Linked DNA regions of Mus musculus: region 1 is linked to region 2. A link is a loop called in an ENCODE intact Hi-C map of the cell type or tissue named here. Cell type or tissue: left cerebral cortex. All regions are shown on one strand.

Region 1 (8,000 bases), 800 kb after region 2:
AGTTTCCAGGCAGGCCGAGTTTCCAGGCAGGTCAGGGGCAGAAAGTGAGAAGGACAAGAGAGAGAAATGGGGCATGTGGAAAGACAACAGGGGAGAGAGGCAATAAGAAGGGAGGAGAAGCCATAATTTACTCAAACATCACATAACAAAGAATAATTGAGAAATAACAAATTCAGCAGATCTCCTCCCAAAATTGCAGTATAAATATATAAGCAACCCATTTTGGTATTATTGCCCCCAAAATATGAGAGGAAAAAGAGAGCTCTCCAGCTTTGTGTCCGTGCATTGCTGCCTTCTCTTCGAGAAACTTCTAGAATAGAAATTCGAGAAAATTCAGGGACCTTGTTAATGCTAATTCTGATTCTGGTCTGGATGGGACTCAGATCTACATTGCTCACCACCTGATGCTGCTTTCTGCCTCAAGGTGTCATTATGTTCTGTACCTAGAAACTCTAATTACTCATCCTGGGCATCAGCCCACTAGCAGTGTGGGCAGGGGCTCAGGCAGCACAGATTTTATTGGTTATAGAATCCAGCACTTGGGCCTCATGTAAAGCGGTACAGATACTGTAGAGCACCCTGCCTTTTACTCTCTAGCTAATGGAGTGGGTTTTTTTTTCCTTCAATTAATTGAAACAACTATTTTCCTGATTGTTGTTTCTTCCCAAGAAACTAAGGGTTGGTACGGTTTTTGTTTTCTTTTTTAAATGTGTCCCACACGTGATAAAATATTCCATGCATTTAAAAGTATTTTAATAAGGATCATTTCCTGGTTTAATCACTAAAATCTATTTTCAAAGGCTCGCTTTTGTAATTAGGACGGCTCACCGTAGCTTGCAGTTTAACTGTACCAGAAAAGCAGATGCACAGAACTTCTCAAGCAGAACACGCCTGCTTTGCAGTCCCCCAACCCCTCTGCCCCCTGCCCAGCCAGTTGTTCTTTGTGCAAACAGGACCTCTGCTTATCACATCGGGGCATGCATACATGGTCAAAGACAGCCGTGGGCTCCAATTTTGCAGTGTGTTCAAAGAAGATGAAATGTGGAGTTTAAGCCTCTCTACAATGGCTTCTCTGAACACTGAAGATAAAACACCTACAGAGATCCCTTTGAGACGCTCACCTTGATGAGCTCCGCTAATAGCACAGGGTGGCTGCTCCCTTCCTGGCTCAAGACAGCTGCACCAATGGCTTCACAGTAATGCAAGGCCTGGGATGCCAGGCCATAATCTGCCAGACGGGAGGCATAGAGGAGCTTATACACCTGTGAAGAGGAACGGGCCAGGGATGAGTCCATCCGGGCAGGAGAGAGGCAGAGAAATGTAGATAAGACTTCTTGGAAGTCAGCTGACTGCCAGATTCCACTCACTCTGGCATCCAAATAGCAAGGGCCCAGTGCCATTTGGGGCAATTTATCTGCATATGGGCACAACTCCAAATCCAGCCTACATACAGTTGCTGCGTGATGGAGAAAAGGATTCAGGGATCACATCAACTCGTCTTTCCAGTCTTGGGTCTCCATTGGAAAGGCAGCAGGGCAGCCCTTTTATCCAGCAGCCTACATCACAGGAAGCCTGGGCATGTGAAGTGCAGCCCCGGCACAAGGGCTTACATGAAGATACAAAACTCTACCATTTGCAGAGGCTGTGAAGCCCACAAGGAAGTGCAGGCAGATGCTGGTGTAGGGAGGAAGAGTCTCCATAGCAGGAGCTATAGGATGAGATCAAACGTGACAGCTCTGGTGTCAAACAAAGTCAATCCAATCCAAACTCATGCTAGCTGGGGGACATTTGGGCTAGCCCCTTTGTCTCTCTGTGCCTCAGCTTCCCTGTTAGAGCATGGACGATGCCACCTAGTCCACTAGAACTATAAAGATAGAATTAGGGGATTCACACAAAGTACTTAGAACAAATGGTATGCACAAGTGAGCTGGTGAGATATAACCAGCCCTTCGAGCCTCGGTTCCAACTTCTGTGAAAGGGAAAACCCCACAGGATTAGAAGTGATATTCAAGATGCACGGCAACACAATGCTGAGTGTGTGAAACAGCCGGTAAGAATAGCTATACTAAGACTACCAGCCCAGAACAACGTCAACAAAACATGTGGGCGGGATGAATAACGAAGGGAAAGAAAAGCAACCAAAGTGCCTACGCTGGAGCCCTGTGGAGGAGCAGCTAGGCAAGGCAAAACTCTCAGAAAGGAGAGGCTAAATGGGTCATGTATTTACAATACAGGGACTCATTCCCAAGGTTACGTGTGTTCTGTGTTGAGTGTGCGTTGCTATTGTAGCTGTGTACATTCTCAACAGCGGACCTTGAGGATATCCATTTAGACAAGGTCTCAGGCCTGAAGAAGGTACTTAAGGCAGAAAAGAAAGGTACCTTCCCATAAAAGGGAAAGAAAATACAGAGTAGTGTCGAGTGAATGGGAGATGGGGACCTTGGAGTCAGTGCTGTGGCTGAGATAGTCCTATTCCCAGCCCAGAAACAAACTACCTCGGTTTTATGCCAGTTTGCTGCAAGGCTTCAGTGAAGTTCACACTCCACACCAGCAAGAGACGCGAGAAAAGGCCACTGGGTAGCAGGTCTCAAAACACATAGGGGATCGGACTGGAGGATGACGCGATGCCTACGGACATAGGGTAGCAACGAGATGCCAAACAGAGGGGCTGAGGGGAGAGAAAAGAGCCTGGCAGTGCGGTTGCCACCTATACAACTGAAACCCTGAGAAGAAAGAGAGAATGGACTAAGGCCAGAGCAGGAGGGAAGCTCCTGAGAAAGGGGGAGTGGTCAGAAGGTGAGCTGTCAGAGGGACCAGAGGGCTGTAGGAGCTGAGGAGGAGCTGAGCGGAAGTGCTAGGAGAGAAGAGCCCAGGGCAGCAGGAGGACAGGAAGGGAGGGAGGGGCAGAACTGCAGCAAGATTTCCGCATGTATGCCTCCAGCAAAGACTTCTGAACCGTTTGCTTTCATGCTGTAAAATTCTGACCTTCCGGGAACATAAAAAGAAACCCTAAGCCTTCCCGCACTCCCGTTAAAGAGGACAAATGCAGGAGATGACTTGGCCGGTGGTACCAGGTGCCAAACAGCAAGGCTAAGAACCTGGCTGCCCACAACCTAGACACAGCATCGCTGATGGCCGCCCCGCCCCGCCCCGCCCCCCTCGGGGTTCAGTTACCTGGAAAGAAGGGATGAAGGATTTGGGGCGGCCCAGCATCTGGCAGTACTCGAAGATTTCCGTCCGCTGGATAGCCTCAATTGTTGCAAATTTCATAAACTCTTGACTAAAAGCAGGGAATAACAAGAACAGAGGTGAGGCGGAGATGCTGCTCTCAGGCAGGTCTATAAGAGGAAAGAGCCTGTGGGCTCAAGATAGACTGCACTTCCTCCTTGACCTCCATCTCTTTAGGTTTGGGCAATAAGTGAGAGTGCCAGCACTTCTAGAAGAGCCTGCTTGTGAGGAGGAGGCTCTGCACCTCCCTTAACATCCCCCTTCAACACCTCCCACTTCAACCTCCTAAAAACTAGTCCTCAGCCCTCAGCCCTCAGCCCTCAGCCCTCAGTCCTCAGCCCTCAGCCCTCAGCCCTCAGCCCTCAGCCCTCAGCCTGGCATGCCCCAGGAAAGACAGAGCAGCCTGAGCTTGCCAAGTGCAAAAGAGGAAGCCGTGGAGTCCAGGAGCACCACAGATGGCCTGGCACAGACTGGGGAGGACAATGGAGCCAGAAAGAAATGACAGATCTTGCACAGGAAGTTCATCCGGCCAGTGAGGAAAGAAAACAGGTGAATGTGATACACACACACATACACACACACACACACACACACACACTTGCCGTCTCCCCTCTACAGCTTGCCAGGTGCCCTATATTCCAGTCATCAGAATAATTCCAGAAGCTAACATATCTCAAGAAACTCCCCCAGGAGTCATGAACATGGGCTATAGGAAGCGAGGTACCTTTATGGGCTTGCTTAGCCCAGACAGACTGCCTTGAGAAGATGACTCTTCTATCTGAGCCCAGGCTCAAGAGAAGAATCTGTGAGGAGCACCGATTGCTATGGTGGTAGAGGATTAGGAATATCAGCTACAACTTTTGCTCCTGCAACCTTACTGTCTAGACTCCAAGTCCATCCTGATGGTGCACCCGAGAGGCTACCTTAGACAAGGCTTTCAATCCCTCAATACCTTGCTTCCCCGGTGCAGTTACCTTTTTATAAAGTAAATCTGTAACAAAGCAAACATTGCAAAGACACTGATAGCTCTGCATCTCAGAAATGTCTTCTTTCTCTCTCTTGAGACAGGTTCGTAGCCCTGGCTGGCTGGCTAGCCTAGAACTCATTGCACCACCCTGGCTAGCATTGGCCTTGCTACAATCCCCCTGTCTATACCTCTTGACTGCTAGAATTCTAGGAGCGCAATACCATGACTGCTCAGAAATCACAACTATTAAGGAGAAAGAGGTAGAAAGATCCAGAACAGTGAGGACCACCCAGGGTAAGATTATCTGCTTCAACTCACTCTTTCTCCAGGGCTTTGGGGTCCTTGGGGGGGGGGGGGAAACACCCTGATATGTGGCTACCAGAAAACAAGTGACTGATGCAGAAGGTTCCAAAGAGCTTGTGCTCCAAATTAATATATTGAAGTAGTATGGAGGCCCCAAAAAGTAGGCTCCTAGAATAAGCCCAGGGCTGCCCAAAATATACTATTGTAAACTTCATTTTTCTATGTTATCTCTGGTTGTGGAGCTAGGCTGCCACCCAGTGGCCAGAAGAGTTCAACACACACCAAGAGCACTAACAGCACCAAAGGCCCTCTGGTGGTGTGATGTGGCACCCTCTGGTCACCTTGCCTAGACTAATGCAGAAGATAGAGAGGAAGAGCGGGCAGTAGCGGAAATTTACACAAGAAAATGAGTAGTGAAGCCATGAAACCCAGTAAGGGCTAAAATAACCCGTGCAAATCATCTTTACAAAAGTCACATACGTACCTGTGGCTACTGCCCACCAAGGCCAGATGATCTGTCTTCACCGTATAGTGACCAAAGGGCACATGAGCCATGAGATAGCAGAAGTGAGATGCCTCCACAAGCCCTTTTCCAGCTGCAGGAGGAGAACAAGAGCCCAGGCGTGAGGCACACCCTGTGGGACCCAGTGTCTGAGTAGAACAGAGAGTTAAATAGTGGACCCCAGGGTCAGAGCGGAAACCTGATATGAATAAACCAGGGGAGTTCTTGTGACATCTCCCTTTCCTTCCCTCCTGCATCAGTGTTTCTGACCTCAGATCCTGCATTTCAGTTCTCATCAGCCACAACCAGGATGCTGTGTGCTGTTTCACGTCCCCCTGATGAGTTTTTCATTGGGAATTTTCTAAAAGTCATGGTCATTCCTGGGGCTGAGAATCGAGACAAGATGCCTATACCTAAGTAAAGTAGGACATCAGAAACGGATTTTAAACATCCTTGTGGGGTGTGGCTGCTTCCTTGTGGGGTGTGGCTGCTTGTGGGGTGTGGCTGCTTCCTTGTGGGGTGTGGCTGCTTCCTTGTGGGGTGTGGCTGCTTCCTTGTGGGGTGTGGCTGCTTCCTTGTGGGGTGTGGCTGCTTGTGGGGTGTGGCTGCTTCCTTGTGGGGTGTGGCTGCTTCCTTGTGGGGTGTGGCTGCTTCCTTGTGGGGTGTGGCTGCTTCCTTGTGGGGTGTGGCTGCTTCCTTGTGGGGTGTGGCTGCTTGTGGGGTGTGGCTGCTTCCTCTACTGAAGTTGGATGATTGAAGACTTTTCCTGTGCTCATAAAAAATCACATCAATTACCAAGTTGTTCCTGACTTTTAAATGTTCTCCAAACATTTTCTACTACTTTAAACTCGAATTAAGTGGGTGTGACAGTCAATCTTCATTGTCAACTTGAATAGACTATCTTAGGAAATACCTCTGGGTGTGACCTTCAGGGTGCTTCCAGAAAGGTTTAACTGAATCGGGAGGACTCATTTGGAGTGTGGGAGGCACTATCCTCTGGGCTAGGATCTAGGAGTGAAGAGAAAGAGAGGGAAGGAGCCCATCACCCATCTCTGCTTCCTGGCCGTGAACACCAGGCCTCTAGTCACATCTCAACCGTCTGCCGTGACAGACTGTGTTTCCTAGAACTGTGAGCCAGAGAAACCCCCTTGCTTAAGTTGGTTTGGTCGGCCATTTTGCCACAGCAGTGAGAAAATGGCTAACAGCGGGTGAAGTACAGAGTCTGGTGCCCAATAGACATGGGTCCCCTTTCAAGCAGACAGCTGGGTCACAACCTTACAGAGGGCTGCTTCAAATTCAGAAGAGCAGTTGTTCACAGCGTTCCACAAAGAACACCATGGTTTCTAAAAGTTAGACCAAATTTGTGAAGTAGAGATCTGGATATCCTGTAGACATTCCACACTTGTAAGGCCCTGTTCTCAGACAGATAATAGAAATAAAGACAGAAAGCTACCAAGGTGGTTTAGGCAAAAGCAGCATTTCCCATCTGAAGTCCCCGAGGCAAGAGGAAGTGGCACGCCCCTGTGTTAGCTCAAGGTAAAGGCACCTCACCTGTAAGTAGAAAGTGAAGAGGAGGCTATATAGCAATGGAAACACAACGCTCCCAGTGGGAATTCTGGGAAACAGATATGGAAAAACAAACAAACACACAAACATAGCAAAAGCAGATGAAGGTACCTTTCCCTGGGGTTTCTTAACCAGGAGGCTAACAGCGGCAAGATTACAGTTATAAAGTAACAACTAAATAGTTTTATGGTTGGGGTTGGGGTGGGGGTCACCACAGCATGAGGAACTGTATCAAAGGTGCTAGCATTAGGAAAGTTGAGAAACACTAGGAAACACTAAACTAATGTCAGACATGGAAAGTTGCCCCAGGGAAGGCGTAAGCCAATTTCTGCTTACCCAGGGTATCCCCCATGCTGACAATCGCTCGCTGGTACAACTCTGTATCTCCAGCCTGATTTGACAGGATCACAGCCAAGTGGGGCCGCCAGTCTCCCCACTGTTTGTCTCCACAAACCTGAAAAATAATAACGAATTACAGAATCATTTACCACAAACCAGGGTGTAGTTAAGAAGGCTGCTGTTTATTCGTAGGTATGGAGTTCAAGGAATGTCTGCTATGCTATTGATGCTATTATTCAGTGTGTGTGATGCTAATACTCATTGATTCGGAGTTCCATCTGCCTGAAGCAGCAGGTGTGTGGCACAGAACAAGTTGGCGGCCCACACCTGTAAACCTAGCACTCGGGAGGCTAAGAGGGCATCACGAGTTTGAGGCCTGTCTGGACCAGAATGAGACCCTGTCTCAAAATACAAATAAAAAGAGCCAGGTGCTGGTGGCACCGCACGCCTTTAATCCCAGCCCTTGGGAGGCAGAGGCAGGCGGATTTCTGAGTTCAAGGCCAGCCTGGTCTACAGAGTGAGTTCCAGGACAGCCAGAGCTACACAGAGAAACCCTGTCTTGAAAAAGCCAAAAAATAAAAAAATAATAAATAATAAAGAGAGGGAAAATAATATATACATACACACGCACACACACACAGAATCACCCACACACCCACACATACAGAGACACAAAAATACATACACATATATACACTCGCACACAGACACACATAGAAACATAGAAACAGATACACAGGCATATATACATACAGACACATACACACAGAGACACAAAAACATACATACAGACATACAAACACACATATAAAAAAACACAGACATACACACATATACCCTTACACACATAAACACATACATACACACAGACAGACACACAGAGAGGGACACACACACACAGATACACATACACAGATACAAACACATACCCACACATACAGAAACATAGACACAAAAGCTCACAAACACATACAAGCCCATACACATGTATATCACACACAGATACACACTAGTTATAAAAGTGATAAATAAGGTGGAATTATTAGTTTACTGATTTTCCAATTTCTTCTCTGTGCCTTCACTTCAATTATCTAG
Region 2 (8,000 bases):
AAGTAAATGTAGTGATTTATATTCCTTGACTTTTATATTCATTTAGAAGAAAAGATAGTATGTGTGCAGCAACAGTTAAAGGGTGGGACTAACTCAGATGATCATCAGCTTCTTGTGGCCAAGACATTAGTGAGTGGAAGAAATAAGGTGTAGAGCACTGTATCCTCCTAATATTCTATATTTTCACGGTTTAAGAGAGAGTGAAATTCTTTGGGAGTGGGTATTTGCATAGTAGTCCTCTTTGGGCTGTTATTAGATTTACTAAGAAAGAATCAATGTTTGCTTCTTGTAATGTTGGAAATGAAGTGAATAGTAGTTACCTCAAAGTACCTTCATCAGATGAACATTTGTAGGTTTTTTTAGTGTGTGATTTTCTTCATTAAAATATCATGGGTGATTTAAGAAAACACAGCCAAGTTTCTTGATTTTCATCAAGATTTTGATTGGCTGTCCCTTCTTGAGAAATCCTGGCACTTTCCTTCTTTCCATTGACAGAAGTTACACCTGTCCTACCATTCATCCATTCCCTCACTCCCTCAAGTTATTTCACAGGAAGACCTCCAAAGCGTTCTTACGTGGGTTAGGTTCAGTGGGCCTCTGTCTCTAGGAATCTCAGGAACAACTGGCTCCACAGTCAGGAGCAGTTAAACTCTCAGTAGTTTATTTAGATATTTTATCTTAGTTGAAGATCTGGGGACTCCACAGGACCGCCATTCTCTGGCATGTTTTATAGCCAGACTCCTGCAGAGTGTAGAAGGAATAACTTGGGTGAGATGCAGAGTAGAAAACAAGTAGAGATCAGATATGATGGAAATGGGTGGGGGTTTGTAGATAAGAAGCAGTTTCTAGACTTCCTCACTCTTTCAGAGCATCTGGCTAAAGGGGCACTTTATACCTAACCCCAGATATATCCTTCCTCTGTGTACATCTAACCTCTGCCCTCTGTTTTGTCTACTTCTTTCCAAAACAATCTCCGATGTTGCTCTCAACTCAAGGAAACTAAATGGAGACACTTGTCTCCCTCTCTGCCTATTCTCCTCTATATAGGCCTTCATCATGTGACTCACTGGGAATTCCCCCACATCCCTTGCCACTTTCAACTTATCTTTCTTCAACAACGGCTCTTTCCAAAATTTAGTGTAGTTCGCCAGTTAGTAGGATGCATTTCAGCCTCACACATTTATTAGAACATCAAAAACATATCGTTCACATCCATTCAATTAAAGTTAATATCTTTATTCCTCCTTCTTTCCTTCTTTCCCTCCTTTTCTCCCTCCCTTACCCACTGCCCGGACTTCCCTTTCACAGGCTCAGCAGACAGCACCTGCTTCTCAGAAACAAGGCTTGTCCTGTTCTCCTTTCTCTAGTCTTCCTTTAAAAAATGCGAGTCCCTCTTCCTGACAGCCACTGGAGTGAAAGGAGACACACAGAAGGAAACCATCACAGGCAAAACAATTCTCTTTCTTTTTGGACGCAGGCCATTTCAGAGGTCTCCCCAGAATCCCCAAGTTCTCCTCTTTGCTGTTGTCCCTACAGGTCTGGTGTGGGGCGTGAGGTGTCTCAATTTAGCTGTTCAGCGATTCTCTGCCTGGTCATCTTACCACAGAGCTCCTGTGGTCTTTTGCCTCCCTCTTTACCCCCTCCCTCCCCCCCCCCCGCCCCCGGCCCCGGGGTGTGTGTGTGTGTGTGTGTGTGTGTGTGTGTGAGAGAGAGAGAGAGAGAGAGAGAGAGAGAGAGAGAGAGAGAGAGAGAGCTATTTCTCACTTGGGGGCTCACTTCTAATTAAGTAATTCAGGAGGTTTAAAAAGCACAGAACAACTAAATGAAACCTCAAATTAGAAGGAAAATGGCTCAAATGGGTCCCCATCTCTGGGAGTTCTGGTTAAGCAAGCAAACAAAATGGGCTGGGACGAATGAATATTGTAACTCAGAAGACCAAAGCAAATGTAATTAGTTCCCAGTCTACTTCTTGTTCCTCAGCCTCTGACACGCTCCAATCTCACTCCCAACGCCACACGCAGCCGCGAATTTATCCAATTCTTCCTTATCCTTACTGCGGGGAGGGGGAAAAAGTCGCTGCTGCAAAAAGCTGGGAGGGTTAACAGAGCTGGTACCCCAGCCTGCCAGCTAGCCAAAGGAGATTGCCGGTAGGCCTCAGAACCCGCCTCCTGCCAGGCTTCACAGCCAATGGGAGCCTGTGGTGAGTATGGCGCAGGGTCCTATTGGCTGCCAACCTACGTGCATAAGAAAGAACGAGAGAGGCAGGCAGGGCAGCATTGTTATCTTAAGACACTCATCCGGTGTCTGAGTCTGCAGGTGACACTGGTTAGGTACGGACCGGGAAGCCGGAGTGGGGACGCGCCGGGCTGCAGCTCCAGGATGGAATCCGCCTGCCTGCCGCGCGGCTCGCGGCTCAACCCGCAGCGCCTCCGCTGAGCTCGACGGGTTCCGGAGGACTTGGAAATGCACCTGCCGCGCGCTCCGAGGACACCAGCAGGTCCTCAGGCAGCCGAAGGAGCCCAGACGCCTGAGGAACGATTTCTGTCCATGTACAAGGCACAGATTTCGGATGACAGGGCGGGTGAGTCTCTTTAGAGTTGGAAAAAAAAGAAGGCAAGATCTTGGGTTTCACCTCGGTCGAGGGACAGGGGACTTCTCAGTTGGCTTCCCACTTTCCTCACCTCTCCCACGCCGCGTGCGACCCAGCCTAGTGCTGATCCCACTTCACAGATGCTGTGGGTGCCTGGGATGCTCGCTGCTCCACGGCAAGGCAGCAGGCAAGTGGTCTAAAAGCTGCCGCCGCGGCGGCGGCGGCGACAGCAAAGCCCAGAGCAGGAGAATTTGAAAAGAGACATCCGTTCCCTCTCACAAGCTGAGGGGGTGGCATTTCATATTTCCCCAAAGGAGAAAGAGCCACAAGAAATCATGAAGTAAAAACTTTGGAAGGCTGCCACTGGAGATGTTGCACAAAAATCAGGCGTCTTTTGGGAGTCTCCTCGCAGTCCTTGGTGGTTTGGGGAGCAGCTGATACAGCAAGAAGGACTCTTACAAGGATTCAAGGTAATCGTGCAGGGGTCTGTACCCCTGGGTTTTCTGTATCACCTTTCGTTGTGATTTTCATGAGTCCTCATTCAACCTTCTTGTCTGGTGCCTGGCAATTGCAAGCAAAAGGAATAACTCCCATTCCACCCCGTAGTTTCTGTCAGGTGGAGCTTAGCAGTGGACTTTGGGTTTGAGCTGACTCTGGAATCGCCTCCTGGTGTCGCATGGCTGTCACAGAGCTTGGGCACTCTGCCTGACCTATATTGGTTTTTTTTTTTTTTTTTCTTTTTTTGCCTGGTTTAAGTCCTTAAAGTTAGTGCAACTCCCATTAGCTTTCGAAAATTCATTCGGGCTCCATAATTGCAGAGGATGACAAGGACTTTTGCTTGCCTAGCTGATGCCGGACAGAACTGCACGAGGTTCACTGTGTTTGGGGAGGACCCTAAAGACCTGGTATTCTTTTGTGCAATATAGCTGTATTCACATGGTCATTAAAGCCCTGTGGCATGCTTTAGAGGCCAGTCTATTTCTTCTATGAACATGTAATGAGGGACAAAAATAATTCCTAGGAGTGAATCCCATAGTCTCCTTTGGGTGGTATAACAGAAACCCCAATCGACTGAGTCAATCCTGGTAGTACACTGGAGACACTACAGGGAGAATATTGCTGTGCTGAAGGGAAGGGTCTGTTGAGACTATCTATCAGAGTGTTTTCCCTGTTCATACACAGCTGTGTGTGTGTGTGTGTGTGTGTGTGTGTGTGTGTGTGTGTGTGTGTGTGTGTGTGTGTGTGTGTTCACAGCTGTATGAAGGAAGCTGGCTGCTCACAGAAACACTAAGCATCTCTGCCTAGCCCCTGCTCGGGCCATGATGCCTGGGGTGTCGCTACCCAGTAGGAGGATGAACTTGTACACTGCTGTTCTAGCCCAGAGGAGTTCTCTCTTCACCAAGCAGTCTTTCTTCACGGTACATATTTATCCAGGGTATATAGACTTAAGCCAAATATTAACTAACAATCAACTGGATGCACTGTAATGTGATTGAACAGACCTTTCTGTAAAGAACCATATGTATGCTTTCCCTGTCCTGGGAGCAGGTTGCCCTGAGTAGGAACAAATGTGCTAAGAGAATATCAATTATGAAATAAAATCCGGACCGTATCCAACAGGGCCAGTGATATGTTAGCATAGGCCAATAAGAAGAATTAAACATATACACTGTGAGTTAAGTATTTCTCCCCAGGTCTTCTCTAGACAAGTGTATGTTGATTCCTTTGCTTTCCTCGCCCCCCTGGCCAGGCTCTTGGAAGATATGCAATGCCTGTATTAACCAGGAAGCTATAGGATTCTACTAAATCCCCTGGGGGGCAGTCTGATGACATCAGGAAACAGCTAGAGTGATGCTGAAGTCTATGTGTTTTCCCTCTTGATTTTGCACAGTTGTATGCCTGGTTTTTGTTTGTTTGTTTGTTTGTTTATGACATGGCCCTCATGAGTTCCTTCTCACCTGGAATGAGTTGCTATGTAGCACTGAGAGCATGACCAAGCAATGCTGCCACAGTGATCTATCTTACCAGTACCATAGCTGCTACCCACTCTGGGAAAAGATGCATGCTCTGCTTCTGTGAGGAAAGAAGAATTTGGAAAGATGCCGAGCAAGGAGACTGTGTTTGAGAGCAAGCGTCAGACCAGAATCTTGGCTGCTGGAAAACAGCTGGTTTTAAGGGGTTTGACAGCTGGGCTGCAGCCATGGGGAAGCCAGAAGCATTCTTGACTCTTACTTCTTTCGCCTTACAAAAAAATGGAGTTGTCTTTCCTTTCCCAGAATGGAGTGGTATGTGTTCAGTGTGGAAACAAGAAAAGTCAGAGGAGGTAAACGCTGGGGAGGACAGAAGGGCCCGATTCTTCTTGTGTTGGCCTGGTTTGGGGAATGGGAAACATCTCTTCCTGGACCTCAAGATCCCCTTCAGAGTGTTCCTCTCTGGCCTCCTGACAGGTTGTTTACTGAGCAAAGCCAGAGGGCACAGAACGTCCCTGCTCCCTGCGTCATCAACTCCTCCTGATCCTCTTCCCCAAGGTACAGGCTTGCACCTGGGAGCACCACCTTAGACCTATCCCTCAGGGAGGGTGCTCCAAAATCCCTCTCCACTCACAAACAAGAGGTAATCTGAAGGGACTGGAGATAATGTGTGGGCACTTTGCACTGGCTGGAATGTTCAGTGTTCAGGTTCCTAGCTAGTGTTTAAGCGAGCACTGTGTGGTATTACTTCTGGAGAGCCATTCTTTCTTCTTATTAAATAATAAGTCCTTGCATATATTTTGAAGAGCTCCTTTCCCAAAGAGCTGGGAGCATTTACAGAAGTCCTCTACATAATTCTCAGATGGCTTATAGTCTCCTTTGTCTTTGGTTATCCTAAGATGTAGAGCGTGAAAGACTTCAGTCTTCTTCTTGGAAAGGGGAGTGCAGAGAACCCCAGAAGAAGATCTGTCTTACACAGGACACACAGCAGTAGGAAAACTCATGGAATGGAGGCCTGGGTCTTACTGCTTCCTAATTAACCTCAGTCCCCTGGGCTCCTTCTAAGGCATAGTTCCATCTCAGTGTTTGCGATCTGACTTGGTTGCTTTATACGTTACAAAGCAAGGAGGCTGTGATGTGATTTGGGGGGTCCTCCTCTGGCAGTACATCAAGGCACAGAGGGATAAAAAAAACCTTAGGAAACTTTAACCCCATGATTTTGTAGTCTACTTGGGAAAATAGGCCTATGTCCAGGCAAAGGTAAATGATGATGTATTCTCAACAGAAGTTCAATACAAGAGAAGTCAAAAGGCTGACCCTATTAATCAGCCATTGATCTGTACTAATAATAAGAGCTATCAGTATTTCACGAAGGGAGAATTAGAATGGAGCCATGAGAGTTAGAGTGGAATATTTTGGGTAGGCAGAGCAGGGCTAACGGGCTCTAGTTGATCAAGTCCCTCACTGGAACACAGGCACAGGGAGAAGCTGAAACCAGCATGGTCTGCATGGGCCTTTGGGGCCACCTCTCTTGCAACCTGGAAATCCTATGTATCTGTGTTCATTGTATTAAACATGTACGGCCTAGCGGAAGTTGATCTAGGATCCTGACAGGGCTCTGAAATACTGGGCATATTGCTAGACATTGGAAATGTTACCTGGCCTTCCATCCACTCTCAGGTCTAAGCCACATACAATGGGAAAAGCTTTACTCAAGGTCAGAGAGCCTATCAACTTTATATCAAAAAAAAAATTTGAATGACGATGTTGGGGAAGGCAGGCAAATTTCAAGAGAACACAAGAAAAGACTTCTCATATTTTAGAATCAGAATCCTTTAAGAGAGAGCTTTGATTTTCCCCCATTTCCTATTTCTCCACCCAAATGTTCCTCTTGGGGTTTACTTGGAACCGGCAAAATGCCAAAGCCCTTAGGCATTTAGCATTGAGCAGAAGATTTCCAATCTTAAGATTCTTGAGCATGCCCATGTACATAACCTCTTGTCTCCTCTTCTCTTTCCCTTTTAATAAAACATATGCTGTTGCAGTCACAAAGGAGGAGACCACAAAAAAAGACAGGAGGGGGTGGGGAGTGGTACTGCCCGCAGCTGTACCACGGGGTTCTGTGATTGTTCAGCAGAGCAAAGAAGGGAGAGGCATGGTGTCAGCCTGGGTAGAACCAAGGGGAGTCTAAGGGCTGCTGCTGTCTCACAGGAGAAGGCTGCAGCCAGTTACACACACACACACACACACACACACACACACACACACACACACTTGTTCTAGGAGTTGGTCTGAAGCATCACTCAGGCTGCACGCCACTGTGTGAATGGCTCCATCCTTACAATAGGGAACGCTCCCTTTGGACATGAGAAGAGAATGACTTGCCACAGTCCCCTCCCTAACTTCTCTGAGATCTGGAGGGAGTTCCCTGGGAGCGCAGACTCTCTGTGTATTTGGTCCAAGAGTACAGTCTCAAACCAGCTCTTAAGAGACATTAGCTCTCTCTTGAAGATCCTACCTTAATCCTACCTGTCACCCTTGTTTCTACTAGCACCCTTATGCTAATGGCCAGTAGCTGGGCTGTGCATAGGACTTCTTCTCTCTTTACTTTTCAGAAATGTACACTGCCATGTTCAGGGTTGAGCCAGAGTCCTGGGCCCATGATGTGTTGTTCATAATTTTGGAGGAAATCCTGCTCTGTTTGGGAAGGAAGTGTCAGAAGGCTAAATTATGATGGCTGCAGTGGGCTAGACTTCTCTAACCTACTGGTGCAGGTTGGTCCTCTTTAAATTATCACTCTGATATGCAGAGGAAAGTATGAATACCATCATCATATTCTGCCATCTTCAGTGGCTGGTCCTGTCCCATCATTTGTTTTTCTCAAACTCAGTTGCAATGCTAAAATACCTGGGGTGCTGGATTGGGTAAAATTAGGAGCCACTGCAGGCAAAAATCCACCCAAGAACTCCACAGGTAGCTCAGGGGCTCTTGAAATGCATGCCAGGATTGTAAAATTGAAAAGATTTACTTTTTCAAAAGCCATATAAGAGCCAGGCAGTGGTAGCGCACACCTTTAATCCCAGCACTTGGGAGGCAGAGGCAGGCAGATTTCTGAGTTCGAGGCCAGCCTGGTCTACAGAGTGAGTTCCAGGACAGCCAGGGCTACATAGAGAAACCCTGTCTCGAAAAAACAAACAAACAAACAAACAAAGAATTATAAGAAACTGGGTATGTGGCTCTGTTGACATGTTCCTTGCCTAACATGCCTCAAGCCCTGGATTTTGTCTCTAGCACCACATAAACCAAGCCTGGTGACACACACTTGTTAATCCTAGTACTTAGGAGGTAGAGGCAGGAAGATCAGAAGTTCAAGGTTATTCTCAACTGTATAGAGAATGGGAGGCCTGCATGGGATATAAGAGACTCTGTTTCTAAGAACA

What was found. Peaks named below come from ENCODE experiments on the same cell type or tissue, not always from the same donor. Only the 100,000 strongest peaks of a DNase experiment are listed, where the experiment ranks them.
Region 1: a loop joins it to region 2, with 15 times the contacts of the local background. A loop is called at or near these places in 5 of 42 quality-filtered maps.

Annotation. Positions count from the first base shown.
Region 1 is chr1:157,550,027-157,558,026 of GRCm38, reverse strand. It overlaps Sec16b (SEC16 homolog B (S. cerevisiae)), which reads right to left. Exons shown (of 26, transcript NM_001159986.1): 13 at 6,903-7,020; 14 at 4,983-5,094; 15 at 3,175-3,280; 16 at 1,122-1,262. Among named protein-coding and RNA genes, the nearest start is that of Sec16b, 28 kb to the right of the region's middle. In left cerebral cortex, a CTCF peak has its summit at 4,797 (motif pointing left); DNase peaks (open chromatin) are centred at 3,455, 3,614, 4,223, 4,765 and 3 more places; H3K4me3 peaks cover 744 bases; H3K27ac peaks cover 2,351 bases.
Region 2 is chr1:158,350,577-158,358,576 of GRCm38, reverse strand. Brinp2 (bone morphogenic protein/retinoic acid inducible neural-specific 2) reads left to right here and starts at 2,317. Exons shown (of 8, transcript NM_207583.2): 1 at 2,317-3,060. In left cerebral cortex, CTCF peaks have their summits at 3,260 and 4,383; DNase peaks (open chromatin) are centred at 3,617, 3,917, 4,660, 6,630 and 4 more places; H3K4me3 peaks cover 4,978 bases; H3K27ac peaks cover 3,397 bases.